Regions from separate parts of the Homo sapiens genome. Here region 1 is linked to region 2. Evidence: read pairs that join two places in POLR2A ChIA-PET (ENCODE). Cell type or tissue: endothelial cell of umbilical vein. All regions are shown on one strand. Each heading gives the region's core, and the rest is flanking DNA. Links, peaks and the distances in the headings are about the cores only.

Region 1 (12,616 bases), core at 89-8,088, 330 kb before region 2:
CTCTCCATCTCCTCTATGGTCATGTCGCAGGCGTCGGCCAGCTCCTGGGTGGTGACCTCGATGAACTTGGGATCTTGAGCAAACTGCCCCAGTCCTTCTGAAATCAAGACCTGAAGGAGCGGGGTGGGAGCCATGAAGAACCAAAGGAACATTACTCCTGGAGCCCAGCTCTTCCCTTGAGGGCTAGAGCGAGGGGGTATCTGGTAGGTCACTTGGGGAAGTGTGCGTGTGTGCACGTGTACGTGTGTGTGTTGGGAGGGGCACCCATGGGGAACAAGTGGAGATGGAGCATCTGCCAGAATTAGGGATGTGCAGGCCAGAGAAGTTTTGGCTGGGGTGGTCAAACACTGTCATCAAATATATGAAGACTTGCTTATGGCCCAGCACGGTGGCTCACACCTGTCACCCAGCACTTTGGGAAGCCCAGGCAGAAGGACTGCTTGAGCCCAGGAGTTCGAGACCAGGCCCAGGCAACACAGGGAAACTTCGTCTCTACAAAAAATTTAAGAATAATTAGCTGGGTGTGGTGATGCACACCTGTGATCTTAGCAAGGCCAGAGACTGAGGTGGGAGGATCATTTGACCCCAGCAGCGCCAGGCTGCACTGAGCTGTGATTGTACCACTACACTCCAGCCTGGGTGACAGAGCGAGACCCTGTCTCAAAAAACAACCAAAACAAAAACCAGAGAAGGTTTGGCTCTCAGAGGGGCCGGGGGGTTGCCCTGATGCTGTATCAGCAGATCCCAGCCTGCCTCTCTCCTTTCTGACACCCACTGAACCTTTATACTATTCTTTCAGAGAAACCATTCTCCCTGGTGAAACTGCTGAGACAGGCCCACTGCCCATTGCCTGCTGCTGCCTTTCCAGGGGTGAGGTATCTGTGCAAACACGGCGCATGCCCCTGCCTTGCTTCTGCTGGGAAGGGCCAGCAGGTGACCCTTAAGCTTCTCTGTCCTCCCTACCGGCTGCTTAGTGCCTGGCTATGGGAAAATCGGCTCCTGAGCCAGCGGGTCGGGGGAAGCTGAGTGCAGCCTGGCACTCGCTCCTTTCAGGCATCTGTTTGTCTTGCTCCTTGCCCACGCCACTCATTCTCTCCTTGCCCTGCTTAGTTTTTCTTTGGCACTCCTGACCTTCCTGATGTGTTATATATGTATGTGTTTATTATCTGTCTCTCCTCACCATGATGTGAGCTCATGAGAGCAGAAGCTCTGTTTCTCAGCTGTGTCCCTGTACCTAGAACAGGGCCTGCACATGGTAGGCGCTCAGGGAAGGTCTGTGAAATGAATGCAGGATGATCGAGGCCACAGGAATACCAGACTTTGAGAGGTAAACCTTGGAAGCCACCTGGTTTAACGCCCCACCTCCTGCACCACAGCCTGACGCCCGGATGAGCACAGTCTCTGCTTGGCTATGTCTGATGATGGGGGGCTCACTACCTTTCAGGCAAGCCCCTCTCATCTTGGAAGAGCTCATTTGGGAAGGTCTTCCCCATGTGAGCTGAAATCTGTCCGCTGGTGGGCTGAGCCTGCCACCCTTTCCCCATCCCACCCGTTGCAGGTGTGAGAGGTGTATCGCACCCTCCAAAGTCACCTCCTCTCCAGGTTTTCTTCCCGAATTCCCTGAAACGGTTCTCCTAGGAAATGGTTTCTAGGAACCTTGCCATCCTGGTCATCCTCTGTTGGGTTTGTTCCAGTGTGTCAAAGGTCCCTAATAATGTGGTGCCGGGATTGCACTAGATGCTCTGACCAGGCAGAGCACAGTGGGACTGAAAGCTCGCTTGTTCTAGGCTAGTGGCTCTCAACCTTGCTACACGTTAAAATCATCGAAGAGCTTTAACAATCATCAGTTAATCTGTCCCGGGTTTCCAAAGCTCCCCAGGTGATGCTCACGGGCAGTCAGGCCTGAGCACCTTGGATCTTGCCTGTCTGTGTATAAAGGCAGCCAGGCTCACATTTGCATGTCGAGCAGCTGCAGTATAAGGGATAAGTTGCTCAGTGGTTTCTGCCGCCCTCTGCAGTGGGCCCAGCCTCAAGAGAGCCCATAGCATCTTGTGCAGTCATGGCTTTCCGCACACGAGCCCTCCTGCAGCCCTGAGAGGGAGGGTCTTTCGGGCTCAGATATTGACTGCAATGAATTTGGCAAGAGCCAGGTGCTCCCTTCTCAGCCCCGCATGCCAAGTCCCCTTGTTGCCCGTGGCCTCTCCCCCCTGCCCATCTGCGAGTCACCTACCGCTTCCACCAGGCTGCTGGCACTGCCGTGGAACTGCCTCCCTGGGGCCCCAGCCTGGCTGGGCACCATGAGGGAGACGGGCCGGACTCTCCGGGCGGCGCTGCTGCCCCCGCCACCGGGGGTGGTCTCAGCCCAGGAGCCGCAGTGGATGGATGGGAAGCTGCTGTTGAGTTTCTCACTGGACTCGACCCCCTCAAGCCGCAGGGTGGGGACGGGCTGTGGGGGCCAGCCTCGGCTGCCAGGTGTGGCTGGTGGGGTGGCAAAAGGCCTAGGGAATGAGGCAGGGGAATGGCTTCTCTGGAGGAGGGGGCTCAGGCCTGCCACTGCCAATGCCTGCGGACACACAAGGAGTGTGAGTTAATAGGAGTGGCCGACCCCAAACAAGGCAGGCCCCTGCTTCTGAGCAAGCACTGCTTTGCAGCTGCTGTGTCCAGCTAGCTCCACCTGCCTGGTATTCCCATGCCATTATTTTCCCCTGTCGGTCCTATCTCAACCTGGCATGACTTTCAACTATCTCAAAATACATCTTAGGATCATCTGGGTCTGAAGTGATCTCTTTCTCCTGTAACTTCTGAAAGCTGGGATTGGGTGAAGTCGTGGTAACCTGCTTTTAGCCCTGGCCTGGTCACCTGTCAGCTGTGCATTCTCTCGCTCTTGGTTTTGTCCTCAATAGAATGGAGAGCAGGGTGAGGCCTGCATGTCTGTAAAGCCAGAAAACGAATGCTGTCTATCCATCTGCCCTGTGGGGCTGGTGTGAGGCTCAAGCGCAATGAGGTCTGTGAAGAAGCGCTGTGCACCTCACAAAGAGTTGGGAAAACCAGTATTTGTGGTTTTAGTTCTCACAGTTAATGGGGCCATTCATAATGCCCTGCCAGTCTCTAGCTCAGGTTGTCTTTGAGCCATTGTTAAATCCGGTGCTGTATTGTGATTAAAAGATTCAGGGCTGGGAGCAGTGGCTCATGCCTGTAATCCCAGGACTTTGGGAGGCCAAGGCGGGCAGATCACCTGAGGTCGGGAGTTCAAGACCAGCCTGACCAACACGGAGTAACCCAGTCTCTACTACAAATGCAAAATTAGCCAGGCATGGTGGTGCATGCCTGTAATCCCAGCTACTTGGGAGGCTGAGGCAGGAGAATCACTTGAACCCGGGAGGTGGAGGTTGTGGTGAGCCGAGATCGTGCCATTGCACTCCAGCCTGGGCAACAAGAGCAAAACTCTGTCTCAAAAAAAAAAAAAAAAAAGTCACACGGTACGCCCTCTGTCCCTGAATATTCTTGAGCATCCTGAGGGTAGGGACCAGGCCTGTCTGGCTGTTGCCATGACAACCTGCCAGGGCAGAGGCTCTGCAGGGTGAGCTGCTCTGATGGGATGTGCTCCCGGGAGAGAGCGACACTGTGGTGGGGAAAGACCACCTCTAGGGTCACAGAGTACAGGAGGAGAAAGAGATGAAGAGGAGAGTTTCGTGCCTACCAGTACGACAAGAACAGATAGGTGAAATCGACTTCTAGAAATCTTTTAAGATAGCACACACAGTGTCCCCACATCCTTCCACCTCCTGCCCCTGCCCATGGTGGTCCTCAGCCTGGGGCTCCTGGGTCCCTGGGAATCTGAGAAAAGTGTAAGGCCATATTCATTATTTCAGAAAGCCCAGTGGAAGACAACACCACACAGGCTAAGAAAACCTGTTTATTTTTTGGAGCTGAAGTACTATCAACTCAGCCAGGCCACACTGGCCATCTCATGCTGATTATGACTTTTGATTGGCAGTTGAATGCCTTTGGGTACAAAGCATAGGTCTATTTAAAACATAGGTCCATGCTATAAAAGAGTATAACTTTAATAAGGTCAGAATGTTGGGAAACCCAGGTTTAGACCTCAGTTTGCCTGGGGTTAATAGACTGGCCTTAGATAACACTGAAGTTCAAAGATACTAAGGCATGTTTGGTCCTGGCATCTTGGATTTCACTGTCTCAGCTGGAGTCAGCCATGCCAAGAGACATTTCATTTATGGAATCTCCCTGGACCTGCTTCCCACGGATGTCATTCCCTACTCTTGACCATGTTGCTGGTGGGTTCTTTAATCACTTCTTTATGTCACTGGATGGATTTTTGTGTGGCAAAATTTCCAGGTATATTCAAACTCTAGGTACAAGTACATCTTCCTGAGTGCCCTGAGGCATAGGCCAGTGTCAGAGGCGTCAGTGGCATCTGTGGCAGCCTAAGAAGAAAGCTCAGGTGGAACCTGCAGCTGTGGGTCCTCAGGATCACACAAAGAGCTCCTGTGCACCAGCACTTCCTAGGCCCCCACCTGCGATGCTGCAGACCTTGCCGTGGCCCTCACCTGCACAGGAGTGTGAAGCCCTACAGGGATGGCTCTTAGGGCAGGGGCAGGACGTGCCAGCCATCTGAGACAGGCAAGACCCACTGAAGTCTTCAGGATTTGTCCGTCACCCTGGGGACTGTCTGGCCTGCTGGCAGGTGACAGTGGCCTGTCCAAAAGTGTGAGCTACCTGATGATGAACCAGATGCAAGGGCAGGACTGTCTTCTGAGAGATGTCTCCCCCTCGGTCCTTCTGTCGCTTCAGACATTCCAGGTGGAAGGAGGCCCTTCGACCTGCAAAGCCAGCCAGAGAGCCACCATCAGGGCAGGAAAACAGGGCACTGGCCTGTGACAGTTTACACCCTGGTGGGGTGCCAGGAGCAGTAACTATGGCCCGAGACGCTCCTCCTTTCCCCTCCCCTCGTCTGAGACGTATTCTGGTGTCCAGGGCTCATCCCTGCACACCCTGCCTTTGGAATGTTGTCTCCTTGCTTTGGAAATGCCCCACTGTGTGGGGCTGATTTGAGGCAGGCCACAACGATTTCCCAATCATCCCTGACCAGTGTTCTCTAGGGAGTAACCGCCGACCACATCCAGAGAGCGAGCGGTGCATTTACCTAGTGAGGCAGAGCGGAGGAAACCCCTCTTCGGAGATTGCCGGATGTCCCTCTTGTCCTCCTCTGGGAGCGTCAGTTGCCGATTTTCGTCATCCTGGTAGGAGAGCCTGGAACAGAGAGCTCATGGGGCTTGTTCCTGGAGGCTGAGAAGTGGCCACCCACAGGGACAGCTGCACCCCCGGAAAGCACTTTGCTCTGATCCTTAGTGAAGGGACGCACACTTTGTGCTTACATGCAGGTTTGGGGAATTGCCACCCCAAGAAGTTCTGGCCTGCCCCTGACGTCTTCCAGGCCTGCTCAGTGGGAATGGCCAGCTCCTCACCCGCAGCCTGTCTCATAAGCCTGCAGTTCTGACTTGGGGCAGTGAAGGCACTCTGGGGTCAAAGGTGTTGAGAAAGCGGAAAGAATCCTAGGCCCATGAAGTTCTTTTGGGGAATGGCCTTGGCTCCCGTGTTTGCATGAGCTGATGCTGTTTTCCCCAGTGACCCTCAACTTTCACCCAAACTTATGCCCGTCCCCCGATTTCTCCCGCCCTGCCACCCCCTCATCAGCAAGAGCACATAAGCAGCTGCCTACAACCACTCTACGGTCACTCAGTAGGTGAACAGCAGGGCTGTGAGGGACCTCATGGGGCATCTAGTCTATGGCTTCCAGGCCTTTGATGGAAACTCGATGAGAAGTAGATTTGACAGCTTCTCATCATGCACAGACACACCTGATGGAATGAAACCTCATAGCCTTTGGTTACCCTCGGTGCATGCGTTGCACCCTGGTGAGTCCCAGTCCACTTTAGTCTGTTCTATTTTTATTAAAATTTTGATTCACAATCTCTGCTGGGTCAGCCTGCAGTTCAAGAAGCACAGCTGCATTCCAACCTCATTCCCAGATGAGACCACTGACTCACTGGTCCCTGGTGCCACCCCACACCTCTGAGGGTGACTCCATGCCTGCTCATGGTACAGCACAGAGACTTGGATGATTTATAGATGTGCAGGAAGGCTGGTAGAGTGCAGACCGCAGTATTTATACCTTCAAGACTAGCTCTTACTCTCAGCTAGCTAAGGCCTCCCTATTGTATTTTCTTCTTATGCAAATCACCCTGGCTCTTGCAGATCCAGCTTCCATTTCACCTTGTGCGTGGTACCAGTTCAGGTCACCCTGCCCTCAACTTTCTCTGAACGCCTGTACCCCTGGGGGTTGTACCACTCTGGGGGTAGTGAGAAACTCTGTGTTATCTTCCTCTCCTGAGACCCTCTTAGTTTCCTAGTTTGTGGAATTTCCTTGAGGATGGAGACTGGGTTCTTAACAACCTAGCAGAGTGCCTGGTGCACCAAGCACTCTAGAATAACCGAAATAGTTTAAAATATATGCTCTTCCTGATTTCTAGGGTAGGTGGTCAGGCATTCGTTTGTATTCTCTAAGAATCAATTTAGAGACAGTTATCTCATAAGGAGCTTCAGGTATTTCCCTTTTTTATATTGACCGTGTTTCACTGAGTCAGAAAAGTAGAAGGCCTGTCACCCCCACCGTCCCATTTTGCTGATGGGGACACGAAGGCACAGGGCAGTTGAGTGATTTGTCAAGTGCCGCTGGTTGGGACTCTTTCCATGCTTTTCCTTACTCACTCGATTCTTCTTTCTATGCTGGGGAAAAGGAGGTGCTTCTGCTACTCTTCCCATCCAGTTCCCGAGCAGAAAGCACTGGACCCCAGGAAGCCGCATGCTGTGCTGGCCTGGCTGCCATTCTCCCCACACTCCTCAGGGTGGGGCACCTGGTGTCCCCTCCCACCACCTCCAGCCACACCTTTCCTGTCTTCAAAAGCCTGCAAGGCTAGTCCTTCCTCACTCTGAAGTCCTTTCAGGAACTGAATGGACTGACATGCTGGGAGGGGTCGGTGAGGGCTTCCCTCCCGCCCTGGGCCCCCGTGGGGCTCCTCCCTGTCTGCATCGGCAGCTCCAGGGTTCCCTGGCGGGGCTGAGAGAGGACACACCCTGCATCGTGCCTGGCCACGCTTCACTGTGCTGCCGTTCCAGAGTGGGACAGTGGCTCCCAGCAGGTGGCACAGCCCCCCAGCATCCCAGGTTCTTGACATGCCTGCCCTCCAGCTCAGAAAATAATAGAGAAGTGGGAGCTTCTCTCTAAACCCCTGGAAAAGTGTCCATCCAAGGAGCAGGCACACCTGCCGCTGGCCTGCCTGTCCCTCCAGAGGGCCCATTTTCAAGTGGCTGCACGCAAGCCCATGGGACCCAGGCATTACCCCCTGGGGAAAACCCCATGCCTCAATTTCCCTTTCTACAAAATTGAAATGACATATGCCCTCTCTGTCTCAGAGGCCTGTTGTGAGTCATGTATACAGTAACAGATGAGACAGGGCTTTGAGGGTGAAAAGAGCCAGAAAAGCTTCGGAAACACTGTGTCTCAAACTTCTGTGGATGTCACTCTGTGTCTCAAACTTCTGTGGATGTGACTCAGAGTCATAAAGATGTTTCTCAAGGAGACCCCCAGATAGCCACATCTGTTGGCAATTAAGCAAGTGTTTCCCAGCACAGCGCTTACCTTTGTGACGTTTGACGCATTCTGATAGTTTCTGATATTGTGCTGTGCTGCACCTGCTTTTAAGGGCTAGTCATTAGTGACCAAATGGATGTCACCACCTTCTAAAGGATCTAGAACTGCAGCTAAAAATACTCTAAGAATGGCAGCAAGGACAAAAATCTCAGGCCTGGCTTTGCCACCAGTGCCCTCTTCTGGGCAGCTTCATTATAAGCAGTGTCTTGAAACACTTGTTTAATTATCTATATATGTATGTGCATACTGAGTCTCACCAGAAAATATATTTATGACTGTGTCTTACAGCCTACAATGTTTATAAAACAATGTTCAGAAATTTTCCTGGCGAGGAAACCCCAAGCTAAAAAGGGCATCGTGTATGTGTGTGTTGTGTGTGTCTGTGTGTGTGTGTGGTGTGTGTGTGTTTGTGTGTGTTGTGTGTTGGGGGGCTCCCATTTCACTGAGGAGATGAAAGAGGCGGTGCAGATGTTTTCTCTGTGATCTCCTCTCCTCCTGCAATCAGCCCCAGAGGAGGGATCTCAGGGACCTGCCTCTGCCTCCCCACATTTGTTCCCACACTTGGGTCAGCCTCAGCAGAGGGCAGCAGAGCTCACATCTCTGTGGAGAGCAGGCTGGGCTCACTGCAGGCCTCCGTGTCATGGTTCATCTTCACTTCATAGGTCTCATCCTGAGACGTCTCCTCCTGACCCGCCATGGCTGCCTGGCTCTCCCGGGAGTGGCACCTACAATATCCAAGATGAAGAAAAACATCAGAAACTGCCAACCTTCCTCCACTTCCTTCAGCAAGTAAAGCATCACACACGCACACACATGCAGGTGTACACACGTGCACAAACACAAGCACACACACGTGAACAGGCATACAGTTGCTGGTGCTTTGTTCTCCTGTGATTGCTGATGGATCCATAGAAGTGTTCAGATTAGGGTGAGGGTCCCATTTGGGAGAAGGATGTCTGCTGTGGATCCAGGAGTCCTGACCCCAATCCACTTACCCTCTGGTCCAAGTCACTTGGTCCACCTCATGCCTCAGTTTCCCTATGAAATTGGAATGACATATGCCCTGCCTAACTTAGAGGCTGCCCCCCACTCACCTCCAGCTATGACACCTGGGTCTTTGGCATTTGGCATAGCTGAGAAGTCCTTGGCCTCTTATTTTGATGGTGCCCTTGATTCTGACACTGGCACCCTGGGGTAAAGGCACAGAGAGGAAGCCTCACCTAGAGGGGTTTGCTCTCCTGAGCAGAAGGCAGTGAGCCTGAGTCCCTGCTGAGCCTGAATCCCTCCTGAGCTCCAGATCCTCACACATCGGAACGTGCCTTTCCCTGCTGGGACAGGGTCAGGTCATCTTTAGCTCTGGACCAAGGCCTCTTCCTTTTCCTGTCTGAGCTCAGCTCAGTGCCTCCCTTTGTCTTGCTTTCTATAGACCTTGCATGCTGGGCCCACTTTATCCTCAGACCCCTGAGGGCATCAGAGAAAGATCCTGGTCCATCCTCTCAGAGCCGAGTGCTAAATCAGTGCCCTGGCTCTGAGCATCCCAGGCAGGGTAGAAGCAATTCTCTCTCTCGAGGAGGAGGACTGCAGACTGCCACCCGCCCCGCAGTGGAAGGAAAGATGAGAGGTGGGAGCTCCAGGAGGACTGGGAGGGGAGGGAGGTGGAGTGGGCTTTGGTGAAGCACGGAGGGAGGAGCTGGAGACGCAGAGCAGCAGCAGGCAGGCAGCAGCACTTTTGGGGGCCACCGGGCACAGGACGTGCTGGCCCATCCTCAGCACAAGCAATGCTGGCACTAGAGCTGCCGTTAGCCTTGAGCTGTGACACGGGGACAAGGGAGCTGGGACGTGGGCTATGCTCCTCCTCTTCACCAAGCTGAAGCTTGATGCCCTGTGTGTTGTTTGTACCATCTGCAGTGGGCAGAGGGAACCGACATTTCATGAGCACCGACTGTGTGCTGGGCACTGTGCCGGGTGCTTTGCATGTATTTTGCTATGTGGAGAGATATATCTGTGGGGACAAGGAAATCCCCTGGGGTCTCCTCCCCCAGCTCCTCTAAACATCCCTCTCCCCTTATGTCACAGAGAACAAAGCTTCACATGAAAATGCCCTTAGAGGGTGGGGAATTAGTTCACCCTGAGATGCTAAAGACGGACGTGGAGCCCTCCTTAAGCAGAAGCTTCATGAGGCCAGAGGGGAGAAGGGGGTATGGGGACCCAGTACTTGGGTCCTCAAAGGCCGTGGAAGGGGAGTGAGGTTGCAGAGAAGGATGAGGCCCCCACAACAGGTGCAGGCCCCCAAGACTAGATGCCTAGATTAGATCCTCTCCTATGCAAAGCCAGCCCTTCAGGCCGGCACATAAAATCCAGTGCCCAGCACACTGCCCTGTGCACACAGAAGGCAGCAGTGCAGGCCTCATGAATTGAAGGATGCCCCCAGTGCTGCTTCTGGGTGGCTAAACCAGCCAACCTTGCAGAAAGGAAAGCAGACAGGGAGATGGTCCTTTTAACTGGCCTGTCGTCTGACACAATTAAATGCCTGAGTCCCATGGGCTTGCATGCAGCCCTCTTGAAATGGGCCCTCTGCAGGGACAGGCAGGCCAGCGGCAGGTGTGCCTGCTCCTTGGATGGACACTTTTCCAGGGGTTTAGAGGGAAGCTGCTACTTCTCTATTATTTTCTGAGCTGGAGGGCGAGCATGTCAAGAACCTGGCATGCTGGGGGGCTGTGCAGCCTGCTGGGAGCCACTCTCCTACTCTGGAAGAGCAGCACAGTGAAGCGTGGCCAGGCACGATGCAGGGTGTGTCCTCTCTCAGCCCCGCCAGGGAACCCTGGAGCTGCTGATGCAGACAGGGAGGAGCCCTGCGGGGGCCCAGGGCGGGAGGGAAGGTCCCACCATCCAGCATGTCACAGCAGTGCATCCTAGAGCACAGGGATGAGAGGACAAGGAGAAAAGAGTGAGTCAGGAGTAAGAGGTACAGTCAAGACCTCCAGGAATGATCCTGTGCTGGGCAGAATGGGCCAGTGCTACAGATGGCGCCTCCCACAGGGGATGCCCTCTCCGGGAGGCTGGCAAAGGGGCTCCAGGGAAGCAATGGAAACACCATTCCCATCTCGGCTGGGAGAAAGGCCAGGTTTGGGCAGAGACTCGGGGAAGGGCAGACGGGATGGTTTCTGTTGTGAAGCCGGAACACAAACATCTGATGATCACATTCTGCCACTCAGGAAGTGTGGGAGAGGAGAGGGCCCTGTGGGAGAACCAGCGCCGCAGGCCACTGCTGACTTGCCCTGAGCCTGCCAGGTCTGATCAAGGGCAGGACTTGGGAGACAGCATAGTGCCTCCTGCTCTTGCTGGAGTCTGGGGCAGCAACCTCCTGGAAGCTTGAGGGACAAGTGGCTGGCCGAGGCCTCCGTCTCCTCCACTGTCTCCTGAGGGTTGCAGCACGTGGGCCCTGTGTGCCGCCTGGGGTGGCCAGCCTCCCACTTACCTGTTGGAGCTGAGCTTCCACGCCACCTCCTGCACCCGGATGGCAGGGGACAAGGGGGGCCCGTGGCCCTCCACAGTGCTGACCGTGCTGGGGTAGCCGGCGGGGCGAGGGAGGCGACCCAGGGCGGTGTTGTTGGCGTTGTTGATGTTGGCGTTGGAGCCGGTGGACGAGTAGCTGCTCGGGGTGAAGGTGGAGTCCACCAGCTTCTCGTGGGATGGCGACTCAGTGTCGCCCTGGCTGCTGCCCGCCTTGTTGATGTGCAGCGGGCGCTGAGTGGTGAAGGTCTGGGGGAAGGCGCTCCGGCCGTCGCTTTGGTAGTAGCTGACGTGGTTGCCGAACAGGCCACCGGCCCTCTGTAGGCAAGAAGGAGGGGTGGGTGGAGAAGCCCCTTAGCACCCACTCCTCCCAGAGAGCAGCCTCCACAGCCAGGTCAGGGAAGTGCAGGGCCTGGGAAGGCGGGCTGCCTTCTTTCGGGTAGGCACAGCCCTGCTGGGAGCCAGGAGCACCTGAGGACCTTCTTCATGCCTGGCTGCTCCAGAGAGGGAGGGACCCGGAGTCTCAAGGCTCTGGACTCCCCTCTGCAGCAGCTGGGAGAACCCACCCACCAGTGGGGATGGGATTGGGCAAGGGGCTGCCGCTGGTACGAGCTGCCCTGGAGGTTTCCAGTGAAGCCCCTGAAGGCTGGGAGTGAGTTTCCAGGGCACGTCTAGGATGGTGGTCCCTAAGAGCAGCCAGCACACCGTGAGGGCGGGGGCTGGGAGAGCGACCAGAAGATTCTAACCAGATTTAAAAAATGGAAACCCAGTGTGCTCACAGAGCTAAAAGCTGGTTGGCCAAACGGTTTTGAAAATGAAGAATTTCCTGCATGATGGTCTTTTTCCCCTCGGGGACTCAGAGAGATTTAAAACCAGGAGCCAATGTTTTTCCCCAGTATTCTTTTCCTTGTCCTGGGGAAGTGGGCAAGTAGCTATTTGCACGGTTGTTCCAACCCTTGACATCAGAGCATCCCTGGGCCTTGGTGACTGAGGCTTTGGTTTCTGGTGTCTTGTCGGGTTGTGTCACCACCATGCCATGTCCCTGAGGCCACTCAGTGACGAATGTCTCCCAGTGACAAGAATAAGGATGAGGAAGAGACGGAGCAGGGGCAGGATGGGCTCAGCTTGCCCCCTGTGTGTTCCACAGCCTGGGAACTGGGCCCGCGGCCGGGAGAGAGCGGTGTGAGCAGGGTCCTGCACAATTATGGCTGGCAGCTTCTCCCTTGCTATAGAAGGATTTGTAACCAAACACCAGCGTGGTGAGGCAGGCAACACAAATGAGTGATAAACGCCCCTTATTCTGGTACAGCCGTTTTAATTTTCACTATTGCAACTGCTGGGCAGCTTCAGTCTCCAGGAAAGGAGAGG
Region 2 (16,904 bases), core at 5,105-13,104:
TGTGGAACTGTGAGTCAATTAAACCTCTTTTCTTCATAAATTACTAAGTCTCAGGTAGTTCTTTATAACAGTGTGAGAACAGACTAATAAATGGTCCCTGCTGCCAAAAAGGTTGGGGACTGCTGTCATAGAGTATACTTTTGTTTTATCTTGAGTTTTTGAAAGTTGAAACCCGGATTTTTAACCTTTATACGTATTAAAAGCATTTGCAAATTAAACTTCTATAATTTACAAAGTTCAAAACAAAACTTTAACTCATGGTTCCCTTCATTAACACAAGTAAGTTTTAAAATACATGTAACACCTGCTTCCCTCCAGCACCCAATATTTCCTTGTCATTACCAATTTAGTCTTGTATTATATAGGCAATTTCTTATATTGTTATTTCTCAAAATATTATTTTTAAAACTAAATTCTAATTTTTATTTTGTAACTATAGTTAACATAGTTATTTTTATAAATAATACTAATAAAGTTGATAAGAGTTGTAATTTTGGGCACTTTACCTACATTTTCTATTTAATCCTCACAGAAATCACACCTGTTCAGTGAAGTTCAGAAAGGTTAAATAACTCTCGCACAGTCCCACAATTAGTAAGTGGCAGGGGTGAGGCTCATTTGCAGCTCCCAGAGCTTGTGCTCTTGCTCAGGATGCCTCAGCTCTATTTAATTGGTTTCAATTCACCATTGGTCCATTTTATACTATGCTGGGGTCCTGGATTTTCATTCATCTCAATCACTTGGAACATTAAAAATTAATTGATTCATTGTCTCTGGAGGAGGACATGTATGCTTTATTTTCTGAGACCTTGCATATTTTCATATGTCTTCATATTTTTCTGCCTGAATCACATCTTATTCAACAATCCAGCTCTTTGGGTCTGTCAGTGGATAGACACGTGGAGTGCAGGCCAGAAAAATGCCTCTCAATTCACCCATTCCCACTGGTAGGAATTCCACTTGCTCTTTAGCGCCCCTTGATTTACAATGTGATTGGAAGTTTCAAACTTGTTGGCATATTTATGGTACTTTATTTATATGTTCTTAGGAAGTATATCAAGCATATTTGGTCTCCTGTCATGTTAAATTAAAAACCAGCATGGATTTTAAAAATATTGTTTTCTATGCATTATTTATATGGCATTAGTCATCTCTCCCAACTTTGTGTCTTCAACAAATTCGTTAAGTTTCTATTTTGCAATTTCATGAAGGCCAGTGGTAGACATGCTGACTAGGCCTGAGCCCCATGACAATGAACTGAAGTCCTCCCTCCAAACTGACATCAATCTGTTAATCTGCATTTTTGGGCCAGTGTTGGCCTAACAATTATTAACATATTTCTCCATATTTTTCAAAAGAAATCATGATAGATGCCCCTCAGTGCCTTAATAAAATCAACACTATCTTCGGTATTCTTTTGATCTAAACCTAGTAGACCTACAATAAAAGAAAGTTCAGTTAATTTGCCATGTTCCTAAAATTACCGATTTCTTTTGAAAGCACACACACTATTGTTTAAAGAATATACCCTAAGAGTCTTCCAGGAATTAACATCGAGCTTACTCTCCTACAGCCTCCTAGCTGTAGAAAATCAAAATGTTTCGCTTCTCTGGCCCCTACACACGCTCCATAATTTCACAGAGATCACTGTCAGAAGCTTTAAGAAAGTATCAGGAGGTTCTTCCACTACTTGGGATAAAGCTGGACAAGAAAGACTGGAATGCTTTGTAAATGCATTGGGTCAATTCCTTTGTGGCAGCGTCTGCTGTTCTGTTTCTAGCCTGTAGGCCACTCACAGGCAGGGGCTGTTGCTTCCTCATTCTCCTTCTTGCCTTAAATTCACCGCAGAGGCCCATGTGGTATTCTCATTCTCTGCAAGCCCCTGCTTGTTCTACTCTTCTTGAACTACCTTCTTTTCAGAGACTCTCCTGGAATCACAAGATCGTTCTCTTCTTTGTGCTTCCTGAGGTGTCTGTGGCTGACCTCCGTGGGCTGAGTTCTGTACGGCAGTCTCTGCTTTCAGGACGAGGAGCCCCGAAATGACTGGTCTTTCTCCTCCATGATTTCCTCACCCCAACTAACTCTTCCTCTTTCTCGGAAGTGAGCCCAGCGTGGCCATCCCTAGAGCTGCTCCCACTTCTTGAGAGCTGGACCTCTCAGCAGCCCATGGCAAGAGTGTATTTAAACGTTCTGCTTTTAGCCGAGTGAAATTTCTAGCAGAAGATTGGGACTGTTGCCTCTGTACCTATTTTCTGAACGGTATTAAGAAGTCACATTTCCACAACATAACTTAAGTTCCTCTCTCTTTGTATCCTAAGTCTCTGCACTGGGCCGCCACACCGGGTTTACAGGTTTCTACAACAGTGTGGATTTCATAGATGTCTGGTCCACTCCCAGCCTCTCCCACTGGCACTGCACCTTTCAAACAAGGTGTGCACTTTTACTGCCACTGCCAGGTCTTAAAGTGAAAACCAACTCTCAGAGACGCCTGTAAAAATTGCATTTTCCCTATTGCATTCACATTTTAAATTTATTTCCTTTGTCCTTATAGGCATTCACCTAGAGACTGTCAAAATCATGCCAATAATGGAGAAAAAAAAGAGAACTAAAAGGAGAGTGTGGGCCTTCACTCCGGCCTCACCTCTCGTTTAGGTCTGAAGACTCACATCAGATGCAGTGGACCTTGGGGCTGGTCTGGGGCTGGGATGCTGACTGATGAGTTAGGCTGTCCTTGGAGAAGACCAGGGATCAGTCCACCCTCTCTGCTAAACTGGCACTCAAAGCTCTAAGGGCTGATCGTCACCAGGCACGAGGGGATGATGGCACTGGCCTCCTGGCCTGCAGGCCGGCCAGTAAGTTTGGACCACACCTGCTACTGTTGTTCAGGGGGTCTGCCTACTATTTGAACATCCCCAGCCTTCTCCCTTCCAAACTGTGCTTCACTGACAGGTCCAAGAAGAAGCAGAGGTATTCTTTACCGTCCCCCTACCCCAAACCTTAATACACACCATTATCCAGTCCAAGACACTCAAGGAAATCAAGACTCCAGAGGCTGTAAGAGATCTTCCAGGTTATGTTGCTAAACCTCCCACACACATATTGTGGCTATTCTTATACAGAGATCACCTTCAGGGGAAAGAAAGAAAAAAGCTCTAGAAAACAGGAAGCAGGAAGGGTGGGGAGAGGCAGAGGCTGGGGTGGGGTGGGCACTGTGGAAGCACTCCCCCACTGGGAACCCCAGCAAACTGGGGAAGGATTCAACAAGAACAGAAGAGAAAGACATCTGCAAACAGCGCCAGATAGCCACCTCTCCTCCGACAGCTGAAAGTGGTTTTGTGAGTACGGGTTGGTAACTTATTTGGAGTGGACTACCTAATTGGTTGAGCCAGGTCAAAATGATGTGGAGTTTCCAAAAGCAGGAATATAGAAATGATATGGAGAGGGGAAGAATGATCATTTTAGTGGTTTCCAAGATCCTCCTCAGTATATTATGAGATGAGACAAGGTGGGTTTCCAGGGAGAAGCAGGCCCCTGATCAGGAAGCCATCCAAGGTAGCTTGTCTCCTTACGGGGAACCTCCAAGAGCAGACAATGCTATGGTCAGCCAGGGAAAGGGCACAACTGGGACAAGAGGATGCAGGACTGGCTCTTGGGTGAGGGGAGTGTTCCTCTGGAGGGCCATACTGTGACCATGTGGGAGTGCAAGAGCTCACTCCTGATGGAAGGAGGCAGTTCAGCCCAGCTGCCTGATACCTACTCACCCCAGGCCATTATTGCATGTGACTAACAGCCTGTTACGGCCACTGGGAGGATTTTGATGAGGGAACTTCTTTTATGTAGAGATTTCCTTAGGGTGAGAAACCATCTTTTATCATCCAGTTCACACCTGGGTCAGAGGAAGGCTCTCCTGTGTCTGCCTGGCACAGCTGTCCTGATGCCCGCTGGGCCTAGAATCTGGGCTGGGCCATGTGTGCACCTGGGGCTGAGCCATCCCTCCCTGCTCTCTTTCCATTCTCCCTCATTACAGTCTGCAGCCACAGGAGAGAGAGGGCTGTAGGCCTGATCTGAGCCCTCGCAGAAAAAAATATTCTTAACTGTAAAACTCAGCTTTCTCCATCAAAACACTGAGTGCCTACTGTGCCTTCCACACTAAAGGAACGATCAGAACGGGGCTCTGCTTTCAGGAGGATTATGGTCCAGCTGGAGAGGACACACATGCACCCCAGCAGGAGAACAAGTGTTGTCTTGAACTGTGTGGTCTTGAAATAAGCTCAGTGCAATGTTGAGGATTAGCTAGACTAGGTTGGGTGGGTCTATGGGGGAGGAAGGACTTCCGCGTGCCACAAAAACATGTAGGATTCAGAAGGAGTAAAGGAGAAGGGAAGTATCCCGAGCCACAGGCCCACGTGAGTGAAGGCCAAGAAGTGCCAGTCTAAGATGGGATCCTTCAATCTCTGGCACTGTACACAGGCTTGGGATGCATTCCCAAGCCTGCATCACAGCATGAAGGCACACACAGGCTGCATACCTGGGCCCCATGCTACAACACTGGAGATGTCCCAGTGGCCTTCACGCCCCCTCAGAGCTGGGGCTACACCGTATGCCTCTGTATGTCCCCAGCGCATAGCACAGTGTCTGTGGCCAGGGGGACATACCATGTGCCTATGTACACACAGAGCCACTATTTTTAAGCACCAGCTGTGTGCTAGGTACTAAACAAGACACCTAATACATACGATGTCTAATGCCAATGAATGGCCTGCGGGGTGGAGATTATTACTCTAATTTACAAATTAGGAAATCCAGACTCAAGACAATCAGTTGATCAAGATCACAGTCGGTCTCAGGCAGAGCTCGACGTCACACTCCATCTGTCTCCAAAATCTCTCCTTTCCTGTGCTATGTTATAGCAAAAGTCTACTGCTCTGAGCAACTCAGCAGTGGCATTTGCTTATCAGGGCTACCCTTTGCCTTTGACCTTGGTTCTCACCATCTAAGCCAGCTCACCTGGAACTTATATGGATTCATTAGAATTTGGTGCAGCTGCATAAATAAAACAAAAGATAATAGTGGCTTTATTTTTCTCTCACATAAAAGATGTCTGAAGGGAGACAGTCCTGGGATGGGATGGCAGCCCCATGGTCATCCTGTCCCAGGCTTTCAGCTTTCTGCTTTGCCATCCTCAATGCTTGGCTTCCATCTTATGGTCCAAAGTGGCTGCTAGAACTCCAGCCATTACAACTGCACCCTGGGAAGGAGGGAGGGAGGCAGAAGGGAGGGAAGGAGAAATGAAGGGAGGAAGGGAGAAAGGAAAAAAGGATCCTTTCCTTACTTTTTTAAAGGAGGCTTCCTTAAATTATAGCCTACAGTAATTTAGTTTATCTCTATCATCGTCCAGAGCTCACCTGGCCATGCAGGACACTGGAAAGTCTATTACAGTCTAGGTAGCAATGTGCCCCAAATCAGGTTTAGTTACTAAGGAGGAAGGCTGGGATAGTCAGCTAGCAATTTTTCTTATACTAACATTTCATTATTATTTTTTAAGTGTCAGGGTGTGGCTGGTCCAAAAGGTTAGAAGCAAAATTAAAATTGATATTGGAGCTTTTTTTTTTTTTAAAGTACCACCGCAATCTGGAATTCAGCAAGAAACAAGCAAATAAGTGTGTGAAATAATGATCCCAGCCCCCCAACCTTCCTAGTCTCCCCATGAAAAATACTCGTTGATTCCAAGCTACACATTTAAAACATACACAAGACTGTTCTGAGGCCAAAGAACAGAATCTGTAGTTTGGTATGCTGCCACCAAGGGACCAGAGAGCTTGCGCATGGTCGTGTGTGGTGAACGGCAGGCCTACACACAAGCTGAGCTAGCTGGAGACGAGTGGATTCGTATATTTTTCCTCATCCTTCCCAACTTCCCTAGGATAAGTTATGCAAAGAAAAAAAAAACATTGAATTTAAAATACTTCACTACGAAATATTACACTGAATCTACTTTATACTCTTCGAGCATTGCAATTCTTCAAACAGCCAGTAGAGACAGAAAGGTAGAGCTGGATGGACCTCAGAGACTGTCCAGTCCGGGTGTCTCCTTTTCCAGAGAAAGAAACTGCAACGGGGAGAGGTAAAATGACCTGCTCAAGCTCAAGGCAGATACATCTCTTGACTCCCAAGCTCATTCCATTCTAGCCCCTGTGGGGCAGCGGTGGTGTCTGAGGGACCCGTTGGAAAACTCCACAGAACTGTGACCTAAGACTTCAGTGACTGCTGGTGAAGTCCAGATAAAAACATGGAATGAGCATTTTTCCCAGCACCCTTGTCATTAGGGAGAGACGCAGGGGTTCTTCAGAGCTGTAGGGCAGCTTTGATGCCCCAGCGTCCATTCCAAGTGACCCAGCAGGGATGCTGGACGGAGCCACCAGGGCAGGTGTGGCCTGGGCTCCTGAGCAGCTCCCGGGCAGTGGAAGATCTAGCGGGATGCTGCAGGCAGCAACCTGAGGAATCCGGGGGAGGCATTTCCTCTTTCCTCACATCACCAGCCTCTTGGTTCTCAATGAGTTAGTTCTGCATTTGTCCTGGTGGGGTGGGGTGTGTGTGTGTGTGTGTGGGGTGGGGGGGTGGGGGGGGGTGGGGTGTGTTTGTGTGTGTTTTAAGAATACAGACACCTGGACTTTCCTCCCAGAAACTCTAAACCAGGAGGTCTGGATAGGGCCCACGAAATTGTATTTTTTACTACGTGTCCCTGGAGATGCTGAGGCAGCCATCTCGCTACTATCTGAGGACAAGCGATCGGGAAGCTGTGCACTGGATGACTTACAGAAATCCCTACCACCGTCCCAGTGCTGCTCTCGTCTGGGAAGACTGCTTGGTGGAAGAGCTTGTGATCCATCCTGCCTTGCTATAATTAACAGACCCTGTGATAAGGAGTTCTTCCTGTAGCCTCAGGCTCCCCTACCTCCCACTTTAAGTGTCTTTTCTTCCCTGGTAGTGGGAAGCCAGTCTCCATGTCCTAACCCTCCACAAACTGGAAGCCTATTACTAGGTCACCTGTCAGCCTCTCTGTCCCAGTTAAATCATCTCCATTCCCCTCACCATTCATCCATGCTCCTATTTTCCAACCCATCAATCATTTCCCCGCTTTTCTCTAAATGCTCTCCAAGTTCTCTCCAGTCCCCAAGTTGTCTTTGTTCCTAATTCTTCCCTTGAACAGTTTGTGTCTTGTGAGATTTAAAAAAAAAAAAAAAAATCCTGCTCCAAAAGGATTCGAAGGCTATTTTGACAAGATTAATTTAAGAAACCTCCCTGCAGCATCACAGCAATCCGGGAAAGAGGGCAGGTTGCATAAGAAAGTCTAAGGAAGGTAGTACAATAAATACTCCATTGTCTCCTTGGTAACACACCCCAAAAGTTTTCTGGATGCTCACATAGGCAGGAAGGTGAGTCTATGGGCTGAAGGTCCACCCACTGGCTCACTGGAAAGCCAGGAAGGACGGCTTAGCTTTCCCTCCATTCACGTGGTAGAGATCAGGGCAAGCTGAGACTACCCGAAGGACCGAGCAAGTGGGAGGAAACAGAATCGAATGTGGGAACCAGAGAGCAAAGGGAAGGAGTGTAGGAGATGGGTGGGTCATCACTGACCCCTGCTGACAATGGTATCTGTTTAAACCATAAGCAGAAATTCACTTTTGAGAAGATTTTTAAGGAAGGCAAAAAGCTTTCTCATGGGGATGATATGAAAAATCAGCCAGGAGAGGTGGAAGGAGAAAGAAGGGAAGTAAGACCAAGAGCAGAACAAAGAGAGACAAAGTTCAGTGGCTGCTGCAGACCTATTTTCTACAAAGAGCAGAAGGAAAGGGAGAAGGCAGCAGAGGGAAGAGAGGGCAGTGGAAGAGGCACAGAAATGGAGTAAGAATCTGCCTTCCCAGTCTCGGGGGCCCAGAAGAACACTGACTGCACCTCCAGTGAGGACAGTGACTGTAGGCTTTGCTGGAAACTTGGGAAAGTGGGCACCAGTTTCTAAATATTTCCCAAGAGGTGATCTCACAGAACAGCCATGTGGGCGTGCGCACTGTTCTCTCACCCACAAACTGCCCACCGCTTGCGGTTAACCTGGATTGTGCAGTTTCCAGAAAGCCTAGTGCACTTAGAAACTCGTCATTTAGCACTTCTCCTTTCTTTCAAGTCCTTTCTTATATGATAATTTTTGTCTTCCCAACAGAATTGGCATTTATTAGTCGTAAATTCCTAACACTACGGCCACTGACTTTAGAGAGTATAGTTAATTCCTGTTACTGCCACTTACTAGGTGTGGCCCAGAGGAAGTCTGTAAATCTTAGCCTCAATCTCTTGGTCCAATAAATGGAAAGGGTTGTAATGAGATTTTAAAGAGATGATGTAATTACATGCCAAGAAACATTTGCTGAATATGAATGCCTCTATCTCTTTCTGCACTGGATATGCTGAAGATGACAAAGAGACACACACACACACACACACACACACACACACACACACACACACACACACACACACAGGAGGACGCCGCTTCTTTTAGGCCAGCCTGGTGGCAGATGGGCTGGGGTGGACACACCCTCCCGGAGAACGGCACCTCCTTCTTCCATCCTATGCTGAGGTCAGGCATTTCCTTTGGAAAACCCCTCTGAGGCCTCCATAGCTGATGAGATAAGGAATCATCAGTAACTTTTCCTCAAATGGTGAACATGTTGGGTAAGAACACTTTAGATACGATTATGATAAATTACCAGTGGGGAAGGGCTGTATGTTTTGTTGCGATTTTTTTTTTTTTTTTTTTTTGAGACTGAGTTTCACTCTTGTTGCCCAGCTGGAGAGCAATGGCATGATCTCAGCTCACTGTAACCTCCACCTCCTGGGTTCAAGCTATTCTCCTGCCTCAGGCTCCTGAGTAGCTGGGATTACAGGCACCCTCCACCATGCCTGGCTAATTTTTGTATTTTTAGTAGAGACGGGGTTTCCGCATGTTGGCCAGGCTGGTCTCGAACTGCTGACCTGAGATGATCCACCCGCCTCAGCCTCCCAAAGTGCTGGGATTACAGGTGTGAACCACTGTGCCTGGCCGATTCCTTTTTTTTTTTTTTTTTTAAGGAAAAAAAACCCAAACAAATAAAAAACAAGCAGACTAAAGCCCTTCTCCACCCTTTGGTTCAATCCTAAACCCTGGCCCAATAGCTAATTTTGTTGGTTAGCCTCTTTGTTCACTAATTAGCAATTATGAACAGCTAGAGAGAGGATTACTCACCTTGAGAAGAGGGAATTGTGGGCTCAAGAGGGATGTCACTTAGGGAGAAAAGAAGAACCTCTCCAGATACAAGATGAACCAAACAAAACATGCCCCAAATTAGATACATCTTTAAGAAGGCCAAGAAAAGAAAACACAGCTCTGTTTGCCTCCACATGGCCAACATGCCACCCCCTGGTTTCTGGGTAGCTCCACTCTCTAGTACCTACTTTCATCAGGAAACAGAGATGCCAGCTTCCTTGGAGCAAGGTGATTCTCTTGTAATTTTAGACCTACTTGAAACCAGGGCGTGCAGCTGGGGAACAGCAGGTTGTTCTGGGTGGAACAGAAAATCCAATCTTGGAAAGAAGGAAAGCCTCACTTCTAATCTTGTCCAGTTTTGGTTCTCATCAATGAGTGACACATAAAAAGCCCAGAGATGACTGCGCATATTGCAAGCATAGCTTAAAAACACCCAGGCAAAGCAGGCTTGAGTTTCAAGACCCCATGGAGGATGGAAGGATGGGCAGAGGCTGCATTTTTGAGAAGTGGACAGAAAGGATGCTGCAGCACTCTAGAACGGCCAAGGCATGGACTCTGAGTTTGAAACCGGTCATTATTGCATACTAGCTGTGTGACCCTGGGCAAGCAACACAATCTCTCTGTGCCCCAGCGGCCTCATCTGTGGAATGGGAATGCAGGTGGAGGGGAGGGGAGCAATGCATATAGAGCACTTAGTATATTTGGGGAGAGGCACGTAAGCTGACCAAGTCCAGCCCCTGCCTGGACGCAGGGAAGAATTTCTATTCCCCTTTACAGAGGAGGGCAAGCCCACAGGTCAGGGTCAGACAGCTAGCGCTGGTGAAGGGGCTGGCCACACAGAGGTCATCTGCCTCTTCAGGTCATGTTTTTTCTGCCTCACCAGAGTGCTCACACAAACAGTGTGCCCCTAATGCACTGCTGGTGTGACAGGCTCTGCTCCCACAGCCTTGGGGCCAAGGGCAGCGCCTGAGCCAGCCGCCTGCCTGCCCCCTTTCCTGGGCATACAGTTCAGATGGGAGCATCTTCTCTGTGGGTTCCAATGTGAGAACACTGAGGAGCTCAGCTCCATACCACACTGCCTCTCAGTATAGACTCTGGACAGTCCTGCACTTTTCCAACCTTCCTCAACAGACAGTTGGGGCAGTGGCTGTTTTTGGCCCCATCACTTTTGAGACAAGAAGGTCAGAGAGTTACTTGTGTCATTAAGATGCACAATAAATGAGAAGTGTCTGAAACCACTCAAGGCCACAGCTTGCAAGCATTTTCAATTTTCACTCTCATCCCTAAGTCCCCAGTCTAGGTCACGGAGGCCACTTCTTGATTGTGAAGCAAAGGAAAGACTAAGCTACTGCACCAGGTAATTGGTGCATTTGCCTAACGATCTGCAGGGCAGCTTAGGTTCAATTCGATTTGATTCCATTTAACTAAATGAATTCAATTCAGCCCCATTTATTGAGTGTCCAACTAAATGCAATGTCTCACCCTGGTTCCTGGGGGTTGCGGGCCTGGAGGAGAGGGTTGGGGCAAGATGCAAGCAGCTGTGTCCTGCCCTCTGGGAGCTCCCAGGAAGGAGCTGAACAGACACGGAGGCTTGTAGATCTCTCAGCTCAGCACTGCTGACTTATTGGGCTGGATCATTCTCTGGGGTGGGGCTGTCCCATCTACTGTAGGCTCTTCAGCAGCATCCCCGGCCTCTACCCGCTAGATGCCAGTAGCTCCCCTTTCAGTTGTGAAAACCAAATCTGTCTCCACACACTGCCAAATGTCCCCAGGTGGTAAAATCGCCCCCATTGCAAGCCATAGCTGTAATAGGAAGTTAAATATAATTTTCCATAAAAGAGGTATAAACCAAGTGTCAGGTGGGCCAAGAAACAGGTGACCAGGGCAGTCTTAGTAGACAAAGTGACATTTGGGCTGGGCCTAACAGAGTCAGTAGGGTTTTGACAAGTCTCATTTCTATCTCATAAGGAAAAAATACAGCAGCAGGAAATATGAGGACCCAGTGTCAAGGGACTTGGCATAACCTGCAGGCTACAGTGAACTTCTGAAAATACTGAACCACGGTGGCACCCACCAACCGAAATGAGTCCAGGGAGCAGCCTTCCACTGAGGAAATGTGGGGGGGTGGGAGGTCCTGGATGGGGGATGGGCACTCAGGGACACAGGACAGCTGAAGTTTCTCAATATTTAACAACTGATGTGGCCATGCAGCCACATGTCAGTGAACATCAGCCAGCTTCTCCCCCTCCGGAGGAGGGCAGATCCCAAAGTTTAATCCACTCTTGGTCTTAAGTGAAAGCTTAATCAGCTCTGACCTGGCAATGTTGGAAAACCCTTTTCTATGCAATAGTTCACACTGACGGTGTGTGCGGTAGAAGGTAAGCATGATAAATACCCGGGGAAGCGGGCAGAGTTGGTTTTGCTGCAGTAGGTTTAATATCCAACCTTACACAATGTTACGCCTCCTTCTTCAGCCCTCCACCCCACCCCACACCCAGACCCATCCTCACACCTGCACCTCCAGGATTTGGCTTCATTTCACTCAGGTCGCTCAGCCTGCCCAAGTGCACACCTGGGTAATGTAAATTTCCTCACCAAAATGGAATCTAAAGCTGCGGGGAAACGACCAGCTCTGAAATGGTTACTCCAGCTAAGCCTGGAAGGTGGAGAGCAGCCCAGGGAAACGAGAATGGAACCAGAAGTCAAGGCCAGTCTTGCCGTGTCTGGAGAAGGCAAAAGCAGGTGTCAGGCCCAAGTGACATGCAGGATTCTCTTGCCATGCTCAGAAAAGCCAAATTACAAGCCAGTCTGTGGTCAGGAGTGTCTGGGCTCTCCCTGGAGGCCAGGAGAAAGGATGGACTCCGTTCCTGGGCTCTCCCAACCAGAAGCACGCACTTCTTACAAGCATAGCTAGGAGAGCATGCATGCGGAAAGGCATTTTCCCTCTCTTGGGTCTCAAAGATGGAATTCAATTCAGCTGCTGGTGAGGTTCTCCGTCCCCTTCTCAACAGTCTCCTGTTCCTCCCGGCGTTTCCCTACAGGCTGCAGTCATAGCTGCAGCCCTGGCTAGCTGTGTTTTCGCTCCTCTAAAGAAAGATTTGGCTTATCACCACTCCAAGCAGGTGGCTGCAGAGCGACCTAGAGGCGCCAGAGGAAACACAAGCTGTGTGCGTGGCTTTCTGCTCTGTGTTTCCTGCTCTGCAGGGCTTCTGTGACAGGCTTAGGCAAGAGAGCCAGGTGAGGGTGCGAGGACAGAGGGACTCGGGCAGCCTAACTGTGCGGGGCCCACATGAAAGGCGGGGCTTCCACTGGGTTAAGGGGTTCTGGAAAAACAGACTCCATCCAGTCCTTCCCGACAGCCCCCACTCCATCCCCATCAGCATTTCAGAGCAACCTCCCAGCTCTGCCACTTTCACCCAGCTCCCGGGACCCTGCAGTGGTCGCTGGGCAGGCATTTGTCTCCAGATTCTCCTTCCTCTAACCTGTGTGAACACAGTGGCCAGATTAATCACACCCAAACATGACTAGCGTCTCATCCTGCCACACACAGAAGGCCCACTGCTGATGGCAGGACAGTGCAGCACCACAGCCCAGCATTCGGGACCAGAAGGTGTGCTCCCAGCCGCCCTGATCTCCTTCCCCTGCCTCTCCCCACACAGCTCTGCCTCAGCCAAGCCATCTCATCAGAATCCCACAAACAGGCTCTGGCCATCTCAGCCCTGGGCCTGCACTGTCTCTCCCACCCCCAGACAGCCTCCCCTTCAAATCTCCTCTAGATTGAGGCACGGGTCATGCTCCACTTCCTCCAGGAAGCCCTCCAAACTGGAGTATTCTCCCTGAGCCCCAACACAATGGGGGGCACTTGGCAAATCCAAGGGCAGAGGCTGCTGACCCGTCTCCTCCATGGGGCCCTTCGGACCTTGACTTGATGGAAGCAGACCCTCCACGTCTCCCTCTCCACCTCCTGCTGCAGGGAGCCCCAGGGCTCCAAGAGGCAAACTAAGTGCTCTTCTTCCCAGCCCAGGTGCTGAGCGCGGCAGCGCCGCCTGTTAGGACAGTCTTCCAAGGCAGCAGCATAGAAGCGCTCCTGGCATGGGACAGGTAGGGAGGATAAGAGCACGGCCAGGGGGACAAGGTTGTCCCCATGGGCTTCAGAATTTCCCAGCACCAGGGGGGGCTCACTCTGCTGTGTGAGTCAGGCCTTGGAGACTTGCAGGGTGGGTGAGAACTTCTGCATAGGCCAGCATCTCTCCCTGTGGAAATTCTACCCACCTGCCAGACTCAGCCTGAGGCCACTTTCTCCAGGACAACAGCCCCCAGCATCCCAACCAGAGTGACGTGGCCTTCCTCTAAACTCCCTCCCACCTGACCTGCTTCGGTGCCAATTCCACAGGTGACCTCGCCCCAGCACCCAGAACACTGCCTTGCACGTGGAGCGCTCAACCAAGATTACTTTAAGGACAAGATTCCTTAAAATAACAATCCCCCCTTTTCTTCCACAATAACAATCCATCAGTCCCTTGTGTGTATGCTTCATAAGTTGAAACTGCATTTGTCTTGCAGAGTCTGATTTGGTCCTCGCCACTGCTCTGAGAAAGTCAGTGTGACATCATTATCCAGTCTTACAGATTGGCAACACTGGAGGTCAAAGGGGCCTTTTCAGATCCTATATCACAACAAAGAGGTAGGTCAGGGTTAGTCCTGAACTCATTTTTCTTTGCCAGACACTCAACGGTCCACAGAGTCTATTTCCCCCAACAAGTAATGCAGTGCTAATTCAGCATCCTTGGGGGTAACCAGCATCTCCCCACCAAGAGGTATGTCAGGGTTAGTCCTGAACTCATTTTTCTTTGCCAGACACTCAACGGTCCACAGAGTCTATTTCCCCCAACAAATAATGCAGTGCTAATTTCAGCATCCTTGGGGGTAACCAGCATCTCCCCACCAAGATAAAGAAAGGAGGCCATTACTGGAAAAGGCGGGATGACAGCAGCGACACAGAATTCACCTGGCATGTCTTGTGAAGGTCTTCAAACCCGACCACGTTTCCCCAAATCTTCCTGCAACCCACACACATCAAATGCAGGCAGCTTATTTTGTATGATTGATGAAGACTTTTTTTAGCATAAGAATTTAATTACAGGGTAACTGTATTTTCAGAGGGCCTGTCAATTGAGGTCTCACCATACAGACCTTCTGACAACCTTAGGCAGCCTAGGAGACCTCGTCAAATGAGCAGGAGAGTGGGAGAAGAAAGTAATGTCTTCAAGTCGGTGCCTCTGCCAAGGCCCACAGTGCAGGTCTGGGACATTAGGTGAGCATCTCACCTGATGATGCTCTAGACTGTCTGTCTTCACACCAAGCTGCTACAGAACAAACTGGAAACAGAGAAAGGGAATTTTTGTGGCTCTAGGGACAGGGTGATTGTGCTGCATTTTGGGTGAAAGCCTGACGTTTCAACCAACACATTTCTGAGTCAGGACACAGATAACAGGGCAGGTTACTAAGGTCTTCTGCACTGGGCAGACAGAAAACCTGACAAGACCGGAATCCTGGCTTTGTCCTCAGGACTTTCCAGAGCCTGGGGATGTCTCTTCCTTGCTCCCGTCTCCTTGTTGGGTAATTTCCAGACCCACGGTGTGCAGAAGAGGTGGTGGGCATGTATTTAGGGGTAGGGGTAGGGAAAGGGGCAGCCCAAGGAAGCACCTGCAGAACCCACATGGGAGGAAACACGCTCTCATGACCCTAAGCCAGGACACAGGCGTGCAATGCTGTTTTCCCTTCTGCAGCATGGCAGACACCAACCAAATGAGAAGATCACTGCAGACACACCCTGGGGAAGGACAAGTGGGAAAGACCTTAGAAATAACCCATCCCTCCACTGCCAGCCACGCCCTGGACCCTAAGGTCCCTCAACTCCTGCATCAGCCACCCTTGAGGAGAGGAAGGACAGAAGGGTGGGGCAGGCCCTATGCCACCCATTGCTGACAGGGCAACTGAGGAAACCAGACCACCTCCAGGGCCAGGAAGTGGCCTTGGGGACCGCTGCCTTGTTTATTCCAGGCCGCTTCAGCAGAGGCCAGGTGAAGGGAGATGGTTTTGCTTCAGCCAATGGCCATCGGAGGCTGGGGTGGGGGCTGCTCTCTGAGCACTGGGCAAGGCAGAATTAGAACAGCAGATCAACCCAGGCGATTTCGGCCACCTTCGCCCCAGGGGACATTTGGCAGTATCTGGAGACATTTTTGGTCATCACAGCTGGGGGTACGGCGTGACTGCTACTGGTACCCAGTGGGTAGAGGCCAGGGATACTGCTAAACATCCTACCATGCACAGGCCAGCCCCAGACAAGAAAGAATTATCCATCCCCAAATGTCAATAGGGCCAAGGCCAAGAAACTTCCATTAGAGTATCTGAAACAGTTCACTCAGAAATTGCCTTCAGAAGGGGCCCGAGGGAACAGACCAGAGGGCCTGGCTAGGGCCAGTGGCTGGAGCTGCTCCAGGGCAGCCTTCGGCTTGAGTTTATGAACAAGAACTTTCTATCAACTAGATGGACATCCAAGGGCTTCTCCATCATCCTTGCTTGATTCGACAGGTCCTGCCAAGAAGGCTACAAAGGACTCCTGAGTCAGGTGGAAGAATAAACAGGGTGACCTCCAGGGTCCTTCCAACCTGAAGACTCTGGTGTCCTGCGACATGGGGAGGTGCCTGCGAAAGGGGGCAGAGCTCAGCAATTGTCCAGGGGAAAGGGCTTGGAAAAAAGAGGACTCCATTCAGGCCAATGGCAGCTGAGCCGCCGAGCCTGAAGACAGCCTCTGCTGCCCATATGAGGGGGTGACCAGCCATTCATCATCCAGGCATTCGGGCTCTTCAGTTCATGGGCATCAATGGCCCCGCAGCCCAGCACACTTCCTCTTCTGTTTGCCATCATTGTGGACACATTCAGGCCCCATTGCCCCCTTGATCTTTCTCTTTCTGCTACTTAAAAGGCTTAGAGATGAAAGAGACAGATTCTGGAGCCAGACTGTCTGGCTGAAATCAAAGCAACATCACTATTTGTGTGTGCTTGGGCAAGTTATATGACTGTTTACTACCTCAACTTCCTCATCTGTAAAATGGGAGAGTCACAGTCTCCTACCTAACAAGGCTGCTAGGAAGTAAAGGCTTCAGCAGCATCTGGCCCATGACCACCCCTCACTCAGTGTTGATAATCACTCATCTCATCACAACCCACCCCTGGGGAAGGTCCAGTCAGGGACTCCTCTCTGCTTTGGATCTTCACCTGATGGAGGTGAGGTGGGGTCTCTGGTCTCACACTAGTGTTGTGAGAGAAGGCACGAACAGCAAGAAGGAATTCCTTATAGGCCCCCCAAAAGGAGGTTACTAGAAGATCACCTTCTCACTAGACAGTGAACAAACATGACTCCTAAGAGGGGTGTCATAGCCAAAAACCCAAAAAGGAATTCTGAAACCTTTCGTGAATGCTGGGGCCACCCCTTTGTCCTGGCTCCATTTCTTTCTCTGACTGTCTCTGCAACCACATCTACACATACTGATCCATGGAAAACGACTCTTCTTTCCTCCCCAAGACTAAGTAAATCACAAAT

The links. Peaks named below come from ENCODE experiments on the same cell type or tissue, not always from the same donor. Only the 100,000 strongest peaks of a DNase experiment are listed, where the experiment ranks them.
Region 1: POLR2A ChIA-PET joins it to region 2 with 8 read pairs; 2 of 35 experiments call an interaction of 5 or more read pairs at or near these places.

The regions. Positions count from the first base shown.
Region 1 is chr12:2,678,394-2,691,009 of GRCh38, reverse strand. It overlaps CACNA1C (calcium voltage-gated channel subunit alpha1 C), which reads right to left. Exons shown (of 47, transcript NM_000719.7): 42 at 11,214-11,566; 43 at 8,332-8,460; 44 at 5,168-5,274; 45 at 4,741-4,844; 46 at 2,231-2,563; 47 at 1-110. It overlaps CACNA1C-AS1 (CACNA1C antisense RNA 1), which reads left to right. Exons shown (of 4, transcript NR_045725.1): 2 at 31-203; 3 at 800-870. Among named protein-coding and RNA genes, the nearest start is that of CACNA1C-AS1, 6.5 kb to the left of the region's middle. RefSeq lists an enhancer at 11,031-11,994. In endothelial cell of umbilical vein, for the core only: no CTCF peak of the experiment used is centred there; no DNase peak of the experiment used is centred there; H3K27me3 peaks cover 270 bases.
Region 2 is chr12:2,349,881-2,366,784 of GRCh38, reverse strand. The region is part of intron 3 of CACNA1C (calcium voltage-gated channel subunit alpha1 C); the gene reads right to left. Among named protein-coding and RNA genes, the nearest start is that of CACNA1C-IT3, 89 kb to the right of the region's middle. RefSeq lists enhancers at 12,392-12,986, 12,987-13,583, 14,940-15,440. In endothelial cell of umbilical vein, for the core only: no CTCF peak of the experiment used is centred there; a DNase peak (open chromatin) is centred at 8,654.